2 separate regions of the Homo sapiens genome follow, and region 1 is linked to region 2. A link is a contact called in ENCODE Hi-C data. All regions are on one chromosome and are shown on one strand. Each heading gives the region's core, a stretch centred on a gene start or an enhancer-like site at or near the end of the contact. The rest is flanking DNA. Distances are from core to core; before and after follow the strand shown.

The links. Hi-C counts contacts between places; a loop is a spot of excess contacts on that map. Pooled maps may share reads with other maps.
Region 1: a loop to region 2 is called in a map with no recorded cell type, with 2.1 times the contacts of the local background. The contact joins two enhancer-like sites. A Hi-C loop is called at or near these places in 2 of 37 single-sample maps with no recorded cell type and 3 of 50 pooled maps.

What each region holds. Positions count from the first base shown.
Region 1 is chr10:96,691,808-96,697,101 of GRCh38, forward strand. All of the region lies in intron 2 of PIK3AP1 (phosphoinositide-3-kinase adaptor protein 1), which reads right to left. Among named protein-coding and RNA genes, the nearest start is that of PIK3AP1, 26 kb to the right of the region's middle. RefSeq lists a silencer at 3,702-3,751. Within about 2 kb of position 3,669, at least 5 of the 41 ENCODE cell types and tissues checked have a DNase peak (open chromatin) inside an H3K27ac peak, as active enhancers do.
Region 2 is chr10:95,782,312-95,787,506 of GRCh38, forward strand. The region is part of intron 1 of ENTPD1 (ectonucleoside triphosphate diphosphohydrolase 1); the gene reads left to right. ENTPD1-AS1 (ENTPD1 antisense RNA 1) reads right to left here. Exons shown (of 6, transcript NR_038444.1): 5 at 2,715-2,934. Among named protein-coding and RNA genes, the nearest start is that of ENTPD1, 29 kb to the left of the region's middle. RefSeq lists a silencer at 3,149-3,228. Within about 2 kb of position 1,565, at least 3 of the 41 ENCODE cell types and tissues checked have a DNase peak (open chromatin) inside an H3K27ac peak, as active enhancers do.

The sequences.
Region 1 (5,294 bases), core at 2,419-4,918, 910 kb after region 2:
TAACATTGGGAAGGTAAATGTTTTATAACATAAAATTATTTACTAACAAAAAAATGCTCATTTATGAAATCAGTCCCTACTTAAACATCTCTGCTTGCTTAATCTTGGTGCATGTTTTCATCCATCAGGTCATATTTTTGTTGCTTAGTCTCTCCCAGATTTAAGATTTCTCCACAATAAACTATGAGTGCAATGTGATTTGGTTTTACAGGGTAATTCTAGATTTTGCAAAAGAGAAATTTTTTGAAGTTGATGAAAGTGATGTTGGAAAACTGTATCACAAGTAAAGCTGCTGACAGTTAGAGAGGTTACCTACTGGACAGAAGAAAACCCATACAGATGCTTTCCAATAATCAAAATCAAATAAGATCACATGGTGGTTAAGAGGAGGCCTTAAGAAAATTGTAAAGGTCAAATGTGTTGTGAATCATATTTCAATACAGCTGTTTTAAAAAATCAAATGTGAACTAAGAAATGTTATATTGTGGCTGGGTGCAGTGGCTCATGCCTGTAATCCCAGCGCTTTGGGAGGCCAAGGCAGGCAGATTACAAGGTCAGGAGATAGGGACCATCCTGGCCAACATGGTGAAACCCCATATCTACTAAAAATATAAAAATTAGCTGGGCATGGTGGTGCATGCCTGTAATCCCAGCTACTTGGGAGGCTGAGGCAGCAGAATCGCTTGAACCAGGGAGCTGGAGATTGCAGTGAGCCGAGATCGCCACTGCACTCCAGCTTACTCTGACAGAGCAAGATTCCATCTCAAAAAAAAAAAGAAAGAAAGAAAGAAAAGAAAGAAATGTTATATTGTTTTAGCATAAAATTACGTCATAAAAATGTACTCAAACCCTCCTGTACAAAACCTAACAACAATTGATTTAGTCCTTGTGGGGTTTTAGAATTAGCCTATAAAAGGGGTATAGCTCAGTGGCAGAGCATTTGACTGCAGAATTAGCCTATAGCTGAAATTATAATCAAAACTGTGTTAATATAATAAATAAACTTATTTTCTTAATGTTCAGTTTTGTTTTTCAAAATAAAAGTCCCAATCAAGAATTTATTTTTGTATTTACTATGAAATTTTAACCCAGGCTTAATTGTATCTACCTTAAATGAGCTTTTCCCAGGATCAGTTGTCTTCAGATTATGAGGGCTTCCTAAACCTGCCTTGTTGCCATTCCTGCCATTGTTGCAGCTTTCATCCATTGCTCCTTGCCCTGTCCACTGTAGAAACATAGAAAAGGCCCTGCCCCTCTGTTCTTCCATGTGACAGGCCTTCAAAACTCTGATAGTTCTCGTGGCTCCAATAAAACTTTTCTTTACAACAAGTTCACTTCCTTCAACTATTTCTCATCTGACAGAATTTGAAATTCTCACATTCATTCTATTCAGTCGTTCAACAATTTATTGAGGGCCTGCCATGTCAAGTACTGTTACAGGCCCCAGGAAGACAGCAGTGAGCAATCCCCCCAACTTCCCACCCCACCCTGCTCTTCTGAGGGAGGCTTCCATTCTGTTAAAGGGACAATAAACAAAATGGGCGAATAAATGAATGGATGGCTGGACAGATGGACAGACGGATGGATAACTGGATGGATAGATGGAAAGATGAATAGTTGGATAGATAGATGAGTGGATGGATGGATGGATGGATGGATGGATGATTTGTGTGTGTACTCCTCGTTCAGCCTGCCACTAAAATGTTGAATACTTCTCCAGATAAGCTGACAAATGCAGGGTAGAGGAAGAGCTTCTTCTCTGATGCCAATACTTCTGTTCATAAACCTTCACGTAACACTTTCTTGGAAGTGACATTGCTCTGTTGACTCATGTCTTCAACTAAAGCCACCAGATCTTACATATGCTACTCTTAAAATACATATCCCTTTATCCTGTTCTTGTGCAACTGTTGGACTCTGTGCAGAATTTTATATTGATCCTTATTACTTTGCAACAGACACACATTTAGAATGTAAAATCTGCAAACTGCGGGAACATATTAATATATGCACATCAGCATCACTGCTGTCTACAAACTTAAGAAGTAAAATGCTAATTTTAAAATTAAGTGCTTGAATAAAGCTACTCTAAAAGTTTAGATAGTCCTAATTACTACTATGAAAAAATGACTGCCCTGCCTGAAAGCCATAGTTAACCTGGGCTCTAGGATACCATTAAATAGCCAAGCATGTAACATTTGCCATAATTACAAGCTGGGCCTTTTCTTCTCTTTTTCAAGATGGTTGCTCAGGACAGTCATTTTTTTCTTTAAAGGATGCTGTAAGGACCTATCAAAGAGGCCCCCATGATATCTCAGGTCTGCTTTATGATTCAAAGGGAGCATCCTTCATACCTCTGGATACTCCTGGCATTAAGTAATAGGGTAACACTGTTTAGTGTCCCTCTCCTGCTAGGACACATAAACTTCACAATGGCAGGGGGTGCATCTGACTTTTTCATCAAGTCTCCCCTGGATCTTGCACAGTGCTGCACCCATGGCAGACACTCCATAAACTCAATAAATATTTGATGAATATAAACATAAATTTACAGTCTCATCTATGCCACTAACTGTGTAATACTGGGCAAGTCATCTAACCCCTCTGGGTCCTACTTTGTTCATTTTAAACTAAAGGGATTAGTCCAGATGATCCCAAAGTTTCCTTTTCCCTTCCCTCCCCTCCCCTCCCTTCCCCTCCCCTTCGCTTCCCTTCTCTCCCTCCTTTCTTTCTTTTTTTTTTTTTTTTCAGGGTCTCCCTCTGTTGCCTAGGCTGGAGTGCAGTGGGGCTGTCCTAGCTCACTGAAGTCTTGGATTCCTGAGCTCAAGCGATCCTCCCACCTCAGTCTCTCAAGTAGCTGGGACCACAGGTGCATGCCACCACGCCTAGATAATTATTTTACTTTATTTTTGTAGAGATGGAGGTCTTGCTATATTGCCCAGGCTGGTCTCAAACTCCTGGGCTCAAGCAATCCTCCCGCCTCAGCCTCCCAAAGTGCTGCACTGGCCCTTTTCTAATGTTCATATTCCATATTTCCATCTTGTTGACTCAATGGCTTCTTGCCTCTGTTTCCCCATCAAAGACTCTAAAGCTAGATTGTTTTGCAGAGTATGGGCAAGTTTTAATCACATGCATGCCCCGGACCATGGGAAAGACTAGGGCAAAACACTGTTTTAAAGGATTTCTATAACCTACGGGGATTCCTAATTCAAGTGACTACAAAATAAAAATAAATATTTAGTCTGCCAAATAACTATACAGTTATTTCAGCATTACATTTTTCCAGAAAAAAATCTATAACACAAAAACACAATCACAGTCAGAGATCTTTTCTGGCAACAAACTCAGGCTTTGAGCAAGGATATTCAGAAAATTTTAGAAAATAAAAGGAAAACCCTGGTTCAGAACAAGTTAACAGGTTGGTTCTGTTTGGAATACTAAATGCCAGATCCTGCAACAGAAATGTTTTCCCACATTTCACATGCTCTAAAAGCCGAGTCAACTGCTAGTGCTAATATTATTCTATCTGCTAGTTATGATGAACGTCCTTCCTATCTTATTGCAAGCTTTAACTGCAACTACAGCCTCAAACATTAGCTGTACATGTAAAAAGAAACTTATTTTAGTCTAATTTAAAAGTAGAGCATTTTCATTTCATCATCAGCCTCCCCCGCTATTTCCTGTGTTATCAGATGTTGGAGAGTAAACCAGCAGTCTGTGAAACTGGCAAGCTGGTAGACAAAATAGGCATATTCAACCAGCATTTTCTTAAATAAGAACCTAAGATGGTCTGACTTCTTAATGGTGATGGAGAAGATGCACATATTCAGAAGTTATAAACCCAGAAGAAAAAGTACCAAGGAATTCCCAAAATGACTAACCCAATTCTAGAGGTTTCCTCCAAAACTCTATAGATTGCCTCACTTTTATGCTCTCCTTTAAAAAAAAAAAAAGACACAGCCAATTTAATCTCTGCAGAGACAGACCTATACATATCCCAAGGAACTAACAATTCCAATTGTTAACTAGCTCCTAGACTGGCATACTTAATTCTTCTGTGGGACAGGTTGTTGTATCTGGCACATTTTTAAGTATGGACACAGAAAAATACATGTGCTGTGTAGGCTCCTGTTTGAACTTGAAGAGTAATTTTCTGTTTAGAAACACCCTATGTTACCGAAGACAAATTTGCTCCATGGAAATGGTTGACAATCCAAAGGGCATCAAGCCTCTACATAAGATGCTCATGGGAGGGACATCTTTTCTGCAACTGGGACATTCAAAATGGTCCCAAGAGTTAGGAAAATGGATAATAACTCATGAATATACTCACTCCTCCAGTCATCCATCCAACCACCATTTACTAGGCATCTACCACACATAAAACATTGTCAGTAAGAGACCAGTATTGTTTTTCTAAACGTAAACAGTGAAAATTTTAAAAGTCCCCAAGTTTTTCCCCACAGAACAGGCAATTTTGATCAATTACTGATTTTGTTAATTTTTCTGTGTCTTAGAAAACCAACTGTCCTATTTCAGTCTAAATTTTACCAAACTGGCTGAAACTGAAAATTTTCTGCCCAGAATGAAGACCATATGACAAGCCCTATTGTGGTTTCAATAATTTCTCCAATGGGCAGATCAAGAATCATTTAAGGCATTAAATCATCCTCTTTCCTGGGCCATCTCAGACCTACTCTGGGTCATGTGAATGGCTGGTGGAAACCAAATTGAAAAGCTGCGAAAACATCCTGTAATAACAGGGAAATTAACAAACCCATTCTGTAATGCATATTTACCCCCATTTCCTCTGCCCCCATTATCTTTCTATGAACCCACATGCATAAATCTTCATGCAGACCATAGTAAACAGTACATGTAAAATGTTAAATACATACATTCCTTCATATCCACACAGATAATGGTATAATGTGATATACTCCTAAGACTCAACTTGAGCTAATGTCCATAAACAGAAAGTTATTATTAATGCATTTAAAGTTTCATTTAAAATTCTATTGTGAAGGATAATTTGTTAGCTGAAGTGAATACACTACCATACCTTGATAGGATTTGGAAAAATATTAGATCGAGACCCAGTAATGAAATGCAAGGTATGTAAAATCACACATAGTTGGAATTAAGAAATTTCATGGTTGTAAATGTCTGAGATGTCAACATATTTTTCCCATAAGCATTTTAAAGAGAACAAAAATAGATACAGAGTGGCCAAGTGAATTGCCTCAGGTGGCTCAACCAGTTTCTGTAATCTGGAAATACACACCCTTATTCTC
Region 2 (5,195 bases), core at 315-2,814:
TGAAGAACTGAAAATCACTTTATGGGTAGTATATTTCCTTTTTTGTATCACATCTGAAGTGAGACATTGTCAAACTGGGTAGGTATGTCCAGAATGAGGAAGGATGCAGAGACTATGTCATATAAGGAACATGTGTCAAAGGAGGTAGTAAAAATGAATATGACTGGGGCTAGTAGTTCCAAGAAAAAATTGGAAACATGCTCCTGGCTAATCAGAAGGTTTAGCTAAAATATTTTCAGAGCCTATCACGTGAACCTGGTAAAAACAACCCAGTATTGGGCAAAAGAGTTAGGGCAATTTGAGGAAGTCCTGGCGCCTAGGCTAGGTGGTGATGAACAGGGAAGATGTGAAGGAAAAAGGAAGAGAGAATTTTCCCCCTTGCCTTATTGATTTCATCCTGCATTAGTTCATCTCAGCTCTTCCTGTTGTTCCCCCAACCCCAACAGTTTTTCTATTCTTTTATCTATTTTTGAATTGATTCTCTAAAAGTTCTAAGGCTGCGTTTTCAGCTCCTGGTCATCTGGATAACTACTGGTTTCAGGATTCTTGGGGATAATGGGATGGAGGCATGGGAGGAGAATGTCTGGGTTAAAAAGATACTGAGCTAGAAGTAGAAGGCTTGGTTGAATTTTACACTCAGCAACATACAGGTTGGGCAAGTTGCTTTGCTCTTTAGCTTCAGCTTTTGCACACCTATAAAATGGAAGCGGTGTGTGTGTGTGTTTGTGTGTGTGTGTGTAGTGTATGTATCCGTTGTCTCCTAGGGAGTTTCTTTGAGGATCAAAAAAGAGAGTGGACAAAAATGAATTTTGTAAACTGTTTTTGAGAGCATCTAAATGTAGTTTTATGAGTAGCATTGTTACCATTGTCGCTGTTCTATTTGCTGAATCTTGTTTAATTTGGAAGCTCCCTAATTCACAGTGATTTGTATAGTGGGGTCATCACTCTGTAGGAGCTCTAAATGGAGACTTTGTCCATGATTTCCAAAAGGTCATCCACCCCAGAGTCACATGAGACTGGAAAGCAAATCTTTTTCATTAATTGGCTTCAAGTACTTTCAGCTTCAAATGGAGGTCTCTAAGGGTCCTTGGCTGGCACATCAAGGGGGCATTTCAAAGAAAGTGGCAAAATCTTGACTAAACTTCAGAGCAAACACGCACTCTTTTCTTTGCTACTCTCTTTCTAAAAAGAAAAACAAATTATACTGGTCTGGGTTGTGTGAGCATGTGTGTATCAGCTTGTTCTAATTCTCTTTTCCCAACCCCTTCTTTGCTTGTCCCATTTTCAAGATAGGATAACACCCAGGTTTTTATATTACCTTCTGTGTTAGGACTTTCTTAGGATTCCTAAAAATTTTGGCTAAGTAGCATTAGGCCTGCTCTATTTCACAGGTAGGCATAAAAAAAAAAAAAACAGTGTCCACTTCTTCAAGACAGTATCCAATTCTTCCTGGCATTTTGATGGTAGGAAAAATATTTGAATTTATTTTTAGGGCAAGTCACGTGGCAAAAAGAATAACAAGTATTTATGGTTGCCTGGGGAACTCAGCTTCTAGTTACTACTGATTATGGGAAAGAGGAACAAATTTTAAGATGAGGCAAAATTGGTGACCAAGAACTAGAATAGCAGGTGGCCTGGGAAGAGGTGGGGGTGAAAGCGGGTAGAAAATCTATGCAAAAATATAGGTTCCTAGTCATTTTTTTTCTTTTGTCTCTTTCGATTACTATATCCTGCCTTCCTGCAGGAGGAATGTAGTAAGATGCTTTGTATAATCAGGTGCTTTGCTTGTTCTTTTTTTTTTTTTTTTGATTGTAGAAAAGATCAGTGTAGCAATTTGACCATTTGCCAAATTACCCATAAGATAGGGTAGGCATTAAAAACCCAGGGACACTGAAGTCAGGAAATCCAGCTTCTTGTATCCTGGATCTTTCTTGGAACAGCCTGTCACATATGACATCTAATGATGTAGCACCAGCTGCTCACAAATACAAGTTCCTTAGAGTATATAGACATTATGGGGCCACTAAAAATGTCTTATATGGCTTGCTGCCAGCATTTTCAGCACTGTCTCTCACCAGCAGCCACTCTCTAACTGTTTGCCCTAGCCAAGCTCAGAGACATGGGGACTCCTATGAGCTCCATTGTCTTGTGTAGAGAATGGGGCTAACTGTAGAGTGTGAAGGCCTGGGGAGAAAAACTCAGGCTGTGTTTCCTAGTCACCCCAAGACCTTGTGGACCCAGGAAGTAGCAGTTCCAGAGACCAATTGCTATATGGCTTTCTGCATGCCCACTGCCTTTGTCTTGCTGTTGTCGCAGGAAACATCTGGTGTACATCCAGTGCACCCAGAGCCTTTTGGAAAACACCTATCGGCCTCAGTACTCTTTTCCCTCAGGCTGGCAGACAATGAGGAAGGAGGAGAGAGAGCTACCCATTGGAGGAGGAAGTAAAGCTGGAGGCTGGGGTAGTGGCAAGATATGAGCATTCAGGTCTACAAAGCTTCAAGTCTCTCATTACTTCACTCCATCAGGCCAGGACAATCATGGGGGTTTGGCAGGAGTGGCGTTGCAGGGAGTTTAGGCCTAAGGGAGTGTATGTGTGAGGCACAAAGTAATAAGGACTGGACTTTGTTACCTGAGGTGATGAGGGTGACAGGCCCACATGGATAAATTAGGAAACAGGCAACAGGTTCTATAGCTGCATATCAGAGACTCACAGAGTGGAAATCACTTTGATGAGGGCAGAGCAGCAGCCCAAATGACCGGATACCCACTGTGGAAGTCATCCCCTCATCACTTTTTCATTCCCAAGACTCAGCTCTTCTCTGACTCTGTTACTTTGTTGGCAACTCCCGTTGCAGTGTCTGGGCAATTTCTCTCAGTTGTTACAACTTGCATTCAAGGGCATCTCTTGTTCCAGGCCAACTCTATTGATCTCTGAAAAAATGGGAGGTAGAACAGTGTTCAAGCATTCAGATAAACCTACCTTCCAATCATAGTTCTGCTTCTTACTAGCTGTCCCACCTTAGGCAGGTAAGTTAACTTATCTGAATGTCAGTTTTCCCGCTTGTAAAATGCAGTTGGTATTAGTACTTAATTTAAAGCTTTGTTATGAGGATTAAATGAGATAATGCAAGTCCAGCCTATAGTTGACTTTGGCTTAAGCAGCAGTTGTTGGAACAATCTGTTGTGGCCAAGATCATAAGGTCTCAGGACACAAGGTTGGCCACAAAACCAACCCAGCAACTTATGAAGCAGAAACCATCTGTGGTAACTTTTCTCAGAAGGTGGCTATGTAAACTGGCCTCATTTGGCTGAAGGAAGTTGGGAGGTGGATAGGTGGGGGAAATAAAAGAAAAGAGAAGAGTTAAATGAGTGTCAATGTCTCCTAATAATTAAGAGCTTAGAATCCCTGGAGTCAGACAGGCTTGTCCTCAAATTCCAGCTCTGTGCTTACCATTTGTGTGACCACGAATATGTTATCAAACTTTTGGACCCCAGTTTTCTCAAGTGCAAAATAGGCTAATGATATCTATGGTGTTGTGATAATTTGATGAACAATGAGTATAAAGTGCTTAGCACAGTGCCTGCTACCCAGTAAGAACATAACAAATGGGGAAGAGGATGATTGTGAGGATGGCAAGCGTTTTTCTTGGCCTAGCATCCAGTGGTGCTGCTCTTGTTATCTAAGGAGGCAGGAAGGAGACAAGAGTGGGCACTTGGTAAAACTGGATGCAGGTGAAAGAGAGGTGTTTATCTGAGGGCCTCATATCTGAGCCTCACTTCTACCTCCTGACCCCTTATGTCCTCCCACCCTGCTACCCAGTGCTTGGGTGCTGCTTAAAGCACTTTGTTCCAAACTCCCTAGGGATGGTTTGCCCCTCCCCTTCCCATAATGACTCAAAACTTCTGTTCATTCTGTTCAGCTTTGCCACAGCCAGGTTTTGGTGAGAAGGACCACACAGCTTCCTTTGACTTTAAGGCCACCAGAGGTATTTCTTTTTAACTCCACCAAATTGGAAATTAGTGGAGCAATAAGCAATGGAGGATGGAGGGTACTTTGAGCACAGAGACTTCCATATTGCCCTGAAAAGGAGCCTGAAAGACAAGGTTGAAGGAGACGCAGGTTCAGTAGGGGAGGGAGAAGGAATGCATATCCCTAGCTTCCGTATTGCACTACCGTCCTTTGCCTGAGAAAGCGAACCCTGGTGTTAGAATCTGAGACTAATGTTGTTCCCCAAGGAGGAAGGCAGCTCAGGACTGGTTCCCACCAAGCCAAGTGCAGTCCTAGATTCTGGCTCCCTGTGCCCACTGTCAGCAGAGAAAGCACCAAATCTAGTGAGAAAAAGTTTCAGCATATCTTAAAATGACAGAAACCACCTTATCCAACCTAGACTTTTCTGCCATGGGAAAAAGATGAAACCTGGAAATCTGGGAAACTTAAAATTTTCAACACCATTTATAAATATAAAAAGCCTCTGGTTACTTGAGTGTTGCACATTTAGATATTTGATTTTGTATGTTGATTACAAATGGAGTTGTGGCCTTGCAAACCATCACAATCATCATTATAATCATTGAATTTATGGTTCATATGGCAGTTTCTTATACATTATTCAATTTACTTTAATCCTCTTAACTCTGTCAAGTAGGTATTACCATTAATCCTCATTTTACAGCTGAGGAAACAAGGTAGAAAAGGTGACTTACTCAAGATCCCAGAGCTAGTAACCTCGAGGTTTTGTTTTGCTCTTTGGTTTTGTTTTCAATTTAGGTAATGAGCTACCAACATTAGAATGATGCATAGAAAGGTGCTGGGCCATGGTCTTTGCATCTTCCAATAAAGCATAATAAGATATATTAATTTCCAGGAAAAGAGTTGAGGGAGAAAAAAGGGGGAATATGATTTATTGATACAACTTTTAGGGAAATTTGATCAGCGTAGTATTCCAAGCTTTATTTTGATCATTTTCAAACCAAAGTTTAATCTGTTAAAATAGACATGCTTCTTTTACTCTGTGTAAACATGAAGCTCCACATATTACAAGAGGGCTTGGAAGGATGGGCCTACTAATTGGTACAGAGCAACAAAGTCTATTTTTTATTTAAAGATATAGGTGTTTTAGGAAGGAGAGGGGATGTTAAAGATAGTATTTGGCTGTATGAAAATATAGAAGTATGAGACTGGCAGCTCTGTA